2 separate regions of the Mus musculus genome follow, and region 2 is linked to region 1. The links are chromatin loops, found by intact Hi-C in ENCODE. Cell type or tissue: left cerebral cortex. All regions are shown on one strand. Each heading gives the region's core, and the rest is flanking DNA. Links, peaks and the distances in the headings are about the cores only. Region 1 has its middle 5.0 kb from the start of 4930590L20Rik. Region 2 overlaps Kcnt2 (potassium channel, subfamily T, member 2).

Evidence for each region. Hi-C counts contacts between places; a loop is a spot of excess contacts. Peaks named below come from ENCODE experiments on the same cell type or tissue, not always from the same donor. Only the 100,000 strongest peaks of a DNase experiment are listed, where the experiment ranks them.
Region 2: it touches region 1 in a loop (4-fold over the local background); 9 of 42 quality-filtered maps call a loop at or near these places.

Annotation. Positions count from the first base shown.
Region 1 is chr1:140,658,685-140,664,076 of GRCm38, reverse strand. No RefSeq gene overlaps it. Among named protein-coding and RNA genes, the nearest start is that of 4930590L20Rik, 5.0 kb to the right of the region's middle. In left cerebral cortex, for the core only: CTCF peaks have their summits at 2,479 (motif pointing right) and 4,248 (motif pointing right); DNase peaks (open chromatin) are centred at 2,851, 3,366, 3,978, 4,251 and 1 more place; H3K4me3 peaks cover 680 bases.
Region 2 is chr1:140,528,880-140,534,271 of GRCm38, reverse strand. It overlaps Kcnt2 (potassium channel, subfamily T, member 2), which reads right to left. Exons shown (of 28, transcript NM_001081027.3): 20 at 3,448-3,519; 21 at 277-411. Among named protein-coding and RNA genes, the nearest start is that of 4930590L20Rik, 120 kb to the left of the region's middle. In left cerebral cortex, for the core only: a CTCF peak has its summit at 2,540 (motif pointing right); a DNase peak (open chromatin) is centred at 2,586.

The DNA of each region.
Region 1 (5,392 bases), core at 101-5,100:
TGCCTCTCCTTAGAAAAGATCAGTCTTCTAAGAGATAACAGCCATGTCTGAGAAAATAAAATATACGATGTAGTGTGGTTCTGAGTTCTGTCTCACCATTGGGTTGTGGGAACCCCATTAGGGCAGACATATCTGGGAGGCACTAGACTATATTCCATCCTCTCTGTCATGGTGGTGCCTTGGCTGGAAGAACACCAGGGGAGGTGGAATGCTGCTCTAGAGGTAGGTTCCAACAGAGGTGAGAAATGGCACAGGCTGAGGCTGAGGTTGGGGTTCCCAAACTCCCAGGCATCTGATGCCACTGGGAACCAAGAGTCAGGAGGGCACGGCTCAGTGTTGAAGGCTTCCACCATGGCGATTCTTGATTTGAGAAACAGTCTTTGCTTGTCCAAACTATATATTCATCATAGAAAATGGGTGCATGCAACTTACTCAAGGTGGACCAGAAATTAAATACTTTTTGCAAGAAGGAATGTCTGGGAAGAGAAGCTTATTGGCTAAACCCCCAGGACCAGCCAATCTATGTCTCATTAGCATGGAGAACTCTGAGATCTGTGCTACTTGACTAGTCCTCAGGATCTTCATGTTTGATGGCATGGTCATGAACTGGGTAGGGAGTAAATGAAGTGCCTACCATTCTCAGATATGAGAATCACCAGGGTTTCTGAATCTGCTCAACCTTTGCAGTTTTTGTCTGGAGACACTGTTCCACTTGCATCACAATGAAGCAAAAACCTATTATATTGAAGTTGAATTGATTCCTCCTCCTCCTCCTCCTCCTCCTCCTCCTCCTCCTCCTCCTCCTCCTCCTCCTCCTCTTCTTCTTCTTCTTCTTCTTCTTCTTCTTCTTCTTCTTCTTCTTCTTCTTCTTCTTCTTCTTCTTCATCCTGGTTCTCTGGCATTAAAAAAAAAGGTATTCTCTACTTTTTGTCATCCTGCCAAGCCTAAAGTCAACTGTTTTAATAAGAATCTTGATTTCTTAATTAGAGAACGATGCCTTATCCAGAATGATGGACTGAAATTCCTTAAAACCATGAAGGAAAATAAACCTTTCCTGTTACCTCATTGCTTGAGTCAGGGATTTAGTCAAGTCAATGAGAAGGCTAGCTAACAGTCCAGACAGAATACAGGCTGTGAGGCAAGAGGGAGACTTTATTGGCTGTGCACATAGAGCAACTCATGTGTGCTCTTTCCTTCAAAGGAATACCACCAGGCAGGGAAGAAATATCACCAGAGTATACACTTTAGTGAGGATTCTTTGAATATATACAGAAGTCCATGTGCTATTCAGCAACATAACTACAGAAGACGCAAAAATACCTGTGGAGGCCATATTTCCTAAACATGGATTCCTGGTGAGAGAATACCCACGTTCTCTTCCACTGCCATACTATCCAGTGGGCACGATCTAAAACTGAATACAGAAAAGCCTGTACTATTTGGACTTGGAAAAATTACTCCCGTTGGAAGTTGAAGCTTGGCAAATGGAAAGGATAACCCTATGGAAACATCTATGACTTTCCACACGGAGGAGTCAGAGTTTCTCATCCTCATCCTATTTTTCAGATATGCAGAAAGAGGTTGGATAGAATATTCCCTCCTGGTATTATTTCCTGTGGCCTTCTTGATTGTGGACTTAGGGCATCAATGGTAGATTTTTAAACTCAAGCTCTTCATGAATCCATAGCAATTTTGCATTATGAACAAAAACAAACACAAAATTCGCGACAGTGTTGAAAGCTCATGAGAATTAGGTATTTTCAGACAGCATCTGAGGAAAAGAAAATAGTGTGGGACTTATCAAAAACAACAACAAAAAAACACTCCACAAAACTAGAGCACAAGATGTTCCAAAGCATTTGCTGCAAAACTCCTGCAAATTTGAAACTGTGGTGACCTTTGTCTTATTGCACTGTGACATCTGTCATATCACAGTGTAAAGGATTCGTGGCCTTTTATCAATCCCATAGAACTAAAATATTGTAAAGGTTTGCTAATAATGTGCTTTATTCCAAATATGCTTAAAATATATTGTTAGATGAAAATATATTTGTGGTTTAAGTAAGTTCATACTTGTAACATATGTCATTTCTTTTCTTAAACATAACTGCCTTCCAAAATCATTAAGTATTTCTTAAAATAATAATTAGTATGGAATGTAGTTCAAATGACTTATAAAATTAAAAAGATTTACATTGCTTCTGTTTAAGACACATGTTCTTAAGTGTCCTAAATCTATGAGCCTCTTGTTGTACCCCTCTTGCACAGGGATCAAAAGCTGGCACCACCAAATCCTATAAGTTTGAGAAATTCTTAATAATAGAAATAAATTTCAGAACATAACATAACATAACATTTTAACATAAAATCTAATTAAAAGATCAAGATGTACTGGCCTTTACGGAAGAAGCTTTACTGTAGCTCCGTTTAGCCCTGTTTTGTTTAGAAAAGGGAATTGTTTTAGCATTGACCACAAGATGGTGCTATCACAAAGCAATTTCAGACTAAAGCACCATCTAATCTATTCCGAACTGCATATTTGTGTATGTTTTTCACAGTAAATCTTCAGACTTTAACATTTTAGTTGGTGGATGCCTTCCTCCAACTTATTTTGTATTTTCAGAGCTATTTTTTCTTGCACTGGGAACTGGGAAGGGAGATTCTATCCCTTCTAACGACTTGCTCATTGGCTAAGATAAAAAGGAGATTAATTAATCGTAAAACTGATTCATCTTTCAAAGATAAGAAACGTTGTGATTGTTTTGTGTCACTTATTGGCGTTTGTTTACTCTTTCTTGTTTAATAGAAGAAAACATTCTGCTCTCCTGTACTCGGGGTTCATTAGCGTAGCTGTCAGAGAGCAAGCATTTGAGAATAACAGACTCAGTTATAACAAGCTGCGAAGACGATCTCGCTAATTTGGCCACGGCCTTTTCCTTTCTCACCATCTGCTGTTTTCTTGAAAGTTGACTTATTTAGAAAGGCAGCAAACAATTAAGATCTCCACGAAGAAAAACAGAAACGGAGAGATTATTTTTAAAGTTTGGCTTTTGGGTTTTTGACAGTCTGCACACTGTTTGGTTTCCTTGTGTCAGGAGGACAGGGCTACTAACTGTGGGGTGACCCTTTTATGAACCTCAAAAAAATTCAAGATTGCAATGCAATCATCATAGTAGTTCATGGTCCTAGACCATTCTGAGAATAACAATTTTGGCATTTTTTTTATATAAATCAAAGATAATTTTCATGAAGTCCTGTTATAAGATTTATTTTTATGATTTTTAGTTATGTGTATCTGTCTGTATCTTGGTGTATGTATGTGTATGTTATTGCCATGCCCAAGAAGGTCAGAGGAGTTCAATCCTCTGAAAGTCTAATTATAGGGGATTTTAAGGACCCGAGCTTGAGCTCATGATTTTCCTATCTTAACCCTCTGTGCAGTGGTATTGTAAGCATCCACCACCATCCAAAGAATTGAAATGCCATTTGAATAAACCGTGTTTTTCTTTCATGGAAATAGTTTCTTCAAAAATCTATTTTGTGGTGTTTTGATGTATGTCAGACAACCTATCATCCTGAAACACTAAAATGAAAGTTATTTCCTTTTACATAAATTTATTAAAGTATAATTTACAAAGAACAAATGTATACATTTAAAAATATGGGACCTTATGTCTTATATGCATATTGTGAAATAATTACCAATATATAATTGATAAACATGTCAATTACCTCATATGTATTATGTTTGTGTTAAAAAAATTAAGGCCCACTCTCTTCACTTTGGAGAGCTCCTGTAAATGCTTGCAGATGGCAGAAAAACAACATGTAAGAGACAAGAGGGAAATCTGGCTCAACATGGCTTAGTTAGCTGGTAGTCATTCAAATTTCTACAGTCTGACACCAAGCAGCTTATTTTAGCCATATTTAAGCACAGCATAATTTTGGGGGTGGAAATCCTGATGAATTCACTCACTCTCATGTATACAACAAAGCTTAAGGCATTATTTTATTCAGCATTTTCTGTGGGTGGTTGAATCAGGCTTGGATCTTTAGGCGTGCCTGAAGAGCATTTTACCCACAAAATCATCTCCCCAAGGCTTATGGTTGCTACTAATCCCTTAGAAGTAATATAGTCACCAAATACTTGCTCTCATATCTAGAATTGGCATCACACTTTTGATCTCTTTTTAAAAATTTTTTTAAGATTTATTTTATTTATATGAGTACACTATAGCTCTCTCCCGCACACCAGCAGAGGGCATCAGATGATCAGGCAGTATGTTCTTCACTGGAAAAGGCTATGTATCTCTCTCTCAGCGTTCCTTATTTGCCTATACTCCATTACATAGGGTTAAGGCCTTATGATCTTTTGTTTAAAACTTGCAGCCATTTAGGACACTTGTTGGCAGGTGAGAATTATAAGACTAGATTTCTATGACTGCTGGAGTTAGAAGTTTTCTATTAGAAGTTAATATGGATTGTGTAGAATCCAAGGAAGAATTTACACACTTAAATCTCCTCTTGCTGAAAGTTATAATCCTTTTTTTGGATTTGTGACTTCCCTTTTCCCTTTCTGATGTTTGTAGCTCTAGCTATATACTTTTGTTACTTCTCTCCTTCGGTAAATTTACTCAATTGTTCCCTACTTGGAATGCTTAAATAAATAAATAAATAAATAAATAAATAACAAAACAAAAAAACAGAATAATTCTCTCAGGCTTGTTTTTAGACGGTTAATCACTATAAATGGAAATAAAACTAATATTTATGTATAGATGTTTGCACTCTAAATTCACAGATTTGATAATAACATTTGTTGTGATGAAGAGTTTTATGTTCTCTATACAATCATGTCATAAGATTGAGAAAGTTGTACTTTACAGGTCCAATTTTTGTAACTCTAATTTCTTTTTCTTTCCTAGTTGTTTTCAGTAGTGAGTACAGGATTGTGATAAATAGTATGGCAAAGGTCACTATTGTCATTTTGTCCTTGGTCTCAGTGAAGAAACTCAGCTATTTTACAACTGAATGTGATATTAGGTCTGTCTAGTGCTATATGAATCCATAGAGTTGAAGTATGTGTTTCTGTACTTAATCTATTGGCTTTATTCATAATTGTCTTAGAGACTTTCATATAATAAATGGTGTATCAAGTTTATAGACCTTTCTCCATATTCGATAAATACCACTTCAAGGCCGATCAGCTCCTCCCTGCCTTACTGCCTACTTCATCTTCCTTCATTCCTTGAATCCACCCTCTTTTCAATTAGAAAGAATTATTTTAAAGCTGTAAAAGTACAAAATATATGACTTAATTAGTTTAAAATTCTGATATTTTTGGTGACTGTCAGCTTTTGCTGACTAGTGTTCATACTCATTAGATATAATC
Region 2 (5,392 bases), core at 228-5,227, 130 kb after region 1:
CCCAAATCATGACAGTTACTGTACATAATTTTTAAGAATTTATTATGAAGCTATAGAAGAAATACATCATTATTTAAGGCAAGAATTATCCACTTTATTCTGTACCAGTCACTTTATGTACTACGTAAGTATTTGATTCACGATCAAGTGAGTAAACAGATACTCTAAGGTCAGCTTCCATGTCCCATTCTACTCTTCATGCACAAATAGAATTAAGTACTCTGCACATGGAGACCACAAGGTAAATGATGACAAGGCTAGGCTCCTGATGCATACCTGAACAGAGTCTGCACATTCACAATCGTCTTGGCATCTGCCATGTAGTCTTCCTCTGCACTCATGGTGCTTTCTTTGTCCACCACCACCATGTTGGCAGCAAAGGTCACTCCACACCTGAGCAAATCATCTAGGCTTTGATAAAAATTCCCAAGGAAAAAGAAACAGAAGGTCTTTAAATAAACTCCACGACTGCACTCAGTACCTAAATCCGCTTATTGGTTGGCTTATGTATGAATCCTTTTAACTGAATTTATAGATAATATAGATATACACTAATGAGGACTGTAATGCAATATGACCCACTGATATGAAATTCAGAATTCATCAGATACTAACAGTTCCAAAGCATCCGTATTTGGAATCTGTGCTCAGTAACACTTAGTATATAAACAGTTCAATAGAAATTATGGCAATGATTCATGCTTATAGCTAGTGCATTATTTCAAGGGCAAAACATTATAATTGGTTTAAGTTGCTAAGTTGCTTTGTTGAAAGTATAAAAGAAGCAACAGCTATATTAATTTAGACAACAAGCTAACGTAGAAACACAAAGGTATGTGATATGAATTTATAAATGTCCATATTTAGATAGATAAATAGTCAGAAAGATAGATACCTCTATTTAACTGTCAATTGTTCCTGAATTACAATGAGTAGGGTGTGTGTGTGTGTGACTCTGTGTGTGTGTGTGTGTGTGTGTGTGTGTGTGTGTGTGTTTGTATTAAGACAATTTTTTAACAAGAAATTGAATAGAACAAGTTTCTTTGTCTCTATGAGGTAACTAGAAAAACTGGGGTATAAGTAGTTGTGAACTTTTTTGGTCAGTTTTCATTCTTGTTTCTGTAAAATGTATTGACTGGCATCTTCCCTGCAAATTAAAGAAAGAGATGTTTACCATTAACCCTGACCTAGGCATCAACTAGTTTCAATGTCTTTGCATTTTTCACACTAGAAAAACAGTACAAAAAAATGGGGTCAGACGAAACTTGATCTAGTAAAAGGATGGATAGTTATACAGTTCAGTGAGGACAGATAAGAAAATCAGTTAGTGTCCATACCTCCTGATTCAATTAAAAAAATAATTAAAATGTAAAAATCTGTAGTCACTGCTGATATGGACTGAAGACAGTTTCCAGACATCTCATCAAAGCTCATAAGGAGGCTAACAGACTTCAGAGGGCTATTATGAAAATCTCAGCCTAAGACCTCTAGGAATAATCTGGGGGTGCGGTGGGGAGACAAATACTGCACTTGAACTTGGAGCAATTCTATGTGACAGATATTTTATAGCTAAAACTGTTTACAGAACATTTCTTCACAATAAAATTCCCCATGCGAAAAGAGCACAGAATCGTAATATCCAATCAATACAATGATTGTCAAGATTAATCCCTAGTGTTTTAGATTTTCCTTGTGTGTATCAGATTCACTGTACTTTTTCTAAATAGATTAAATGATATTTTAGAAATTATCCCATAAAGACTGGGACTTTTCAGCATGTGCAACTCCTTAATTTAAGCTACAGTTAGAGGGCTGGAGAGATGGCTCAGCTCACTGACTGCTCTTCAAGAGGTTCAATTCTCAGCAACCACATGGTGGTTCACAACCATCAGTAACAGGATCCGATGCCCTCTTCTGGTGTGTCTGAAGATAGCGTCAGTGCATTCATATACATAAGCCACAGCAATGCAGAAAATGTTAGATGTGGTCCCTTATGGAAGATTTGGTGATGACTAAGTCAACTTGCTTCTAGTCGCTTAGGACTTTCAAGATATTTCCTTGTATTTTCAGCCTTTATAGCTTTTCTACATCAAAATTCTCTCTTATAATTTTATAGAACAAGAGAAATATAAATTGGTAAGAAGTCAGTTTCATTGAATCAGAGCAGACTGGATTTTGCAAAACAGAAGTGAACGCTGGACAAACACTTTACTAAGAGAGCTTGTTCTAAGTTTCTTAGAGCACCCTGCTTTCAAGTGCGTTTGCTGACTTCATCCTTAAAGTGTTTCCTGTTGTAGTGACTCGGGACCATGAATTATTAAATGATGCATTAGAATTTAGACAAAACAAAAGGTTGGGATAATATTAGTGAAACATGCAGAATCTTCGGATCCTTGAGGCTTTACTTTTCTAATTAACGTTTTAGCATTTTTGAGTAGGCTGTGAACCTGTTGAGTCCTGAGTATCTTCTCTCTGATACTTCGCTGCTTTTTAATAGCCCACAACCCTTTTTTAAAAGCATGCTGTTTTGCACTGTTCAGCCACCAGATGGCAATAACAGCCAATGAAACCCATCTGAGTGACACTCAAAAGTTGATTTCACCAGCCATGCCTTTTTACTTTTCCATGACTCACTCAGTTTTTCCAAATTGGAAAATGTGAAATTTGCAAGTGTGAGGAAGTATTCTTGTTTAAATGGGCTTTATTTTCATGAGAATTTCAAACATAAGCTAACAAGAATCATACAGGGACACTCCATATATATTCCCTCTCTAGTACACGTGTGCATATAGATATGGTGACCAACCTTCAATAATTATTAGTCTACAATCAATCAATCCTCTTACATCTTCCTTGGAATTTAATATTCTTAGTTTCCTTTTTGACAGTCACAGATATTTTGCAGTATTTCATGCTATTAATCTGGTGATAACTTATTCTTCTGGTTAATAGTGTCACAAAATGTTTATATTTTATATTTTATGTTAATACATTGAATAATTGCATGCATAACATAATCTTTTAATTAAAAAGTTATATAATTACAAACTGAAATTTTCTTGAATAAATTTTCAAGAAATTGTTACTACTTACATTGAAAATATGGTAATGTGGAATTTTTAAGGTACTTTTGGATGCCACTTTATCAATAACATTACTGCAAAAAAAATGCTGCATTTGCAAAGGCTGCAAGACTAAAATAGCTTTGCAAATGTGTGAACCTGACCAATCTGACATGCAGCAAGGTCTGGTGCAATTCAGCAATGGAATACAGCTTAGCAGTATGGTAGGGGGTACACAGCACAGCGGCATGTGCTCTGCATGCAAAGGTCACCGTATTTACTGTACCAACACGACAAAGTACACTCATCATGCAGGAACAAGACACAGAACTTGACAGATCACAGGACACTACACTCATCATGTGCCATAGACTTTGTCACCTACTTGTCAATAGAGCCCACCATGTAGTAAACCATTGGAAACCAACAGATTGCATCCAGAAAATGCATATCTGGCCTATGTAGCAGATGGGTTACAAAATGAAACACAGTGTCACAACAGGGGCAGCACTTCTAGGAAAGGGAAGCAAGTTCATTTAGTTTGTATTTCCAAAACCAAAGACAAGATACATCCTAAGTTGCCCTTTCACTTGAGAATATAATTGCACTACTTACAAACCATATGATACATCAAGAACTGTGAGTTATAAATCAGAAGCACTATGGCATAATTCTAAAAAATACAGATATTACTCTTGATTACGACAATACTTATAGAATACTTCAGTTACTCGATGCAGAAGAGAATTTGACCATGAAGAACAAATGGTTGTTGTTTTCTACAAATGCCTCTAACAAGCAATCAATAAGCTTGAGTATCAAGAGTGCTTTGTCTAAAGAATATCTATAGTCACACCATACTTCACATCTCAACGTATCTAGGATAGTCTACATATGCATGGAAAAAACTGTGTTGTGCAAAGTTGCACTGACACTATTTCACCTTTGACTTTACTGTCTTACCAAGGTATATTGTTGAGGAAGTGTCCGTTATAACTGAAATATTTACAGGTAACCACAGGAAAGGAAAGAACAATAGAGCTCAAACTTGCTTAGAGATGACTTAATAAGTTACATCTACTCCATAGCTCTTAAATCCTGCATGCATTCACTGAGCATATATAGACCCCAAAACTGCTCAATGGACTTTTAAATATACTATTTTGTATTAAAGAGTGGCCAATCAATTTATAACATATGTTAAATGCATGCAGAAAGCCATAAAGATGCAATGCTTTTTTTCTAAAGAGAAAATAATCTCTAGGGGCACCCAGGAAACAGAATTGGGGTATATCACAGAAAGGTAATATTTTCTTTGGGTGTTGGCAGATGAGGAACAATTTGGCATGAACAAGACAGGAGGGAAATTCTAGGTCAAGGTAATGAGTGAGAAACTTGCAATTTCCCAGATGCTGAGCCTCAGATGGATCAATTCTTTTCCTAACTATTTTTTCCTGTTGATTTCCCTCCTCTCTCTTTCAACTCTAAAGAAAAATAAATTTTAATAGAGTAATGTATTAAAAAAACAAACTTCCAAGTGATGACACTGTTAGAATTTTGTCTGAATTTTTCTGGATATTTAATTTATTTGGCATATTGAATGGATCAGTACTATTACATTGTCTTAAACTGCCACAATTCAGTTTGAAAATTCAGAATTGTTTAACTCATAAATCATAAGAACCTTTTGTAATCATTTCTAGTTTACTTTACATATAATATTGTTATTTTCACCATTAGATGACTCTTAAGCACCAGTTTAAACAAAGATCTCAAGCAAACACAGAGTGACTATTATTCACTCTTTAACAATCTCTAATGTTCTTAAGTCCTTAAGCAATATTCTAAGACATGTATTTGCAGGGTTTGGGATGGAGATTTCCATTCAATTTCTAGAAACTTTCTTGCTTCTTAACATTAGGAGGGCAGCTGAAGGGGTTTGCAACCTCACAGGTTGCAACAATATCAACCAACCAGACCTCCCAGAGCTCCCAGATACTAAACCACCAACCAAGGAGTACACATGGAGGGACCCATGTCTCCAGCCACATGTGTAGCAGAGGATGTCCTTGTCGGGCATCAGTGGGATAAGAAGCCCTTGGTCTTGTGAAGGGTAGACTCCCTCCCCAGTGTATGAGGATGCCAGGGAGGTGAGGTGGGTTGGTGGGTGAACACCCTCATAGAAGCAGGGGACAGGAAATGGGATGGGGGTTTCCAGGAGAGAAACTGAAAAGGGGATAACATTTGAAAAGAAAATACCTAACAAAAATAAATAGATAACAACAACAAAAACATTAGGAGGGTAATATTTTATGGCTCTCAATACTCTT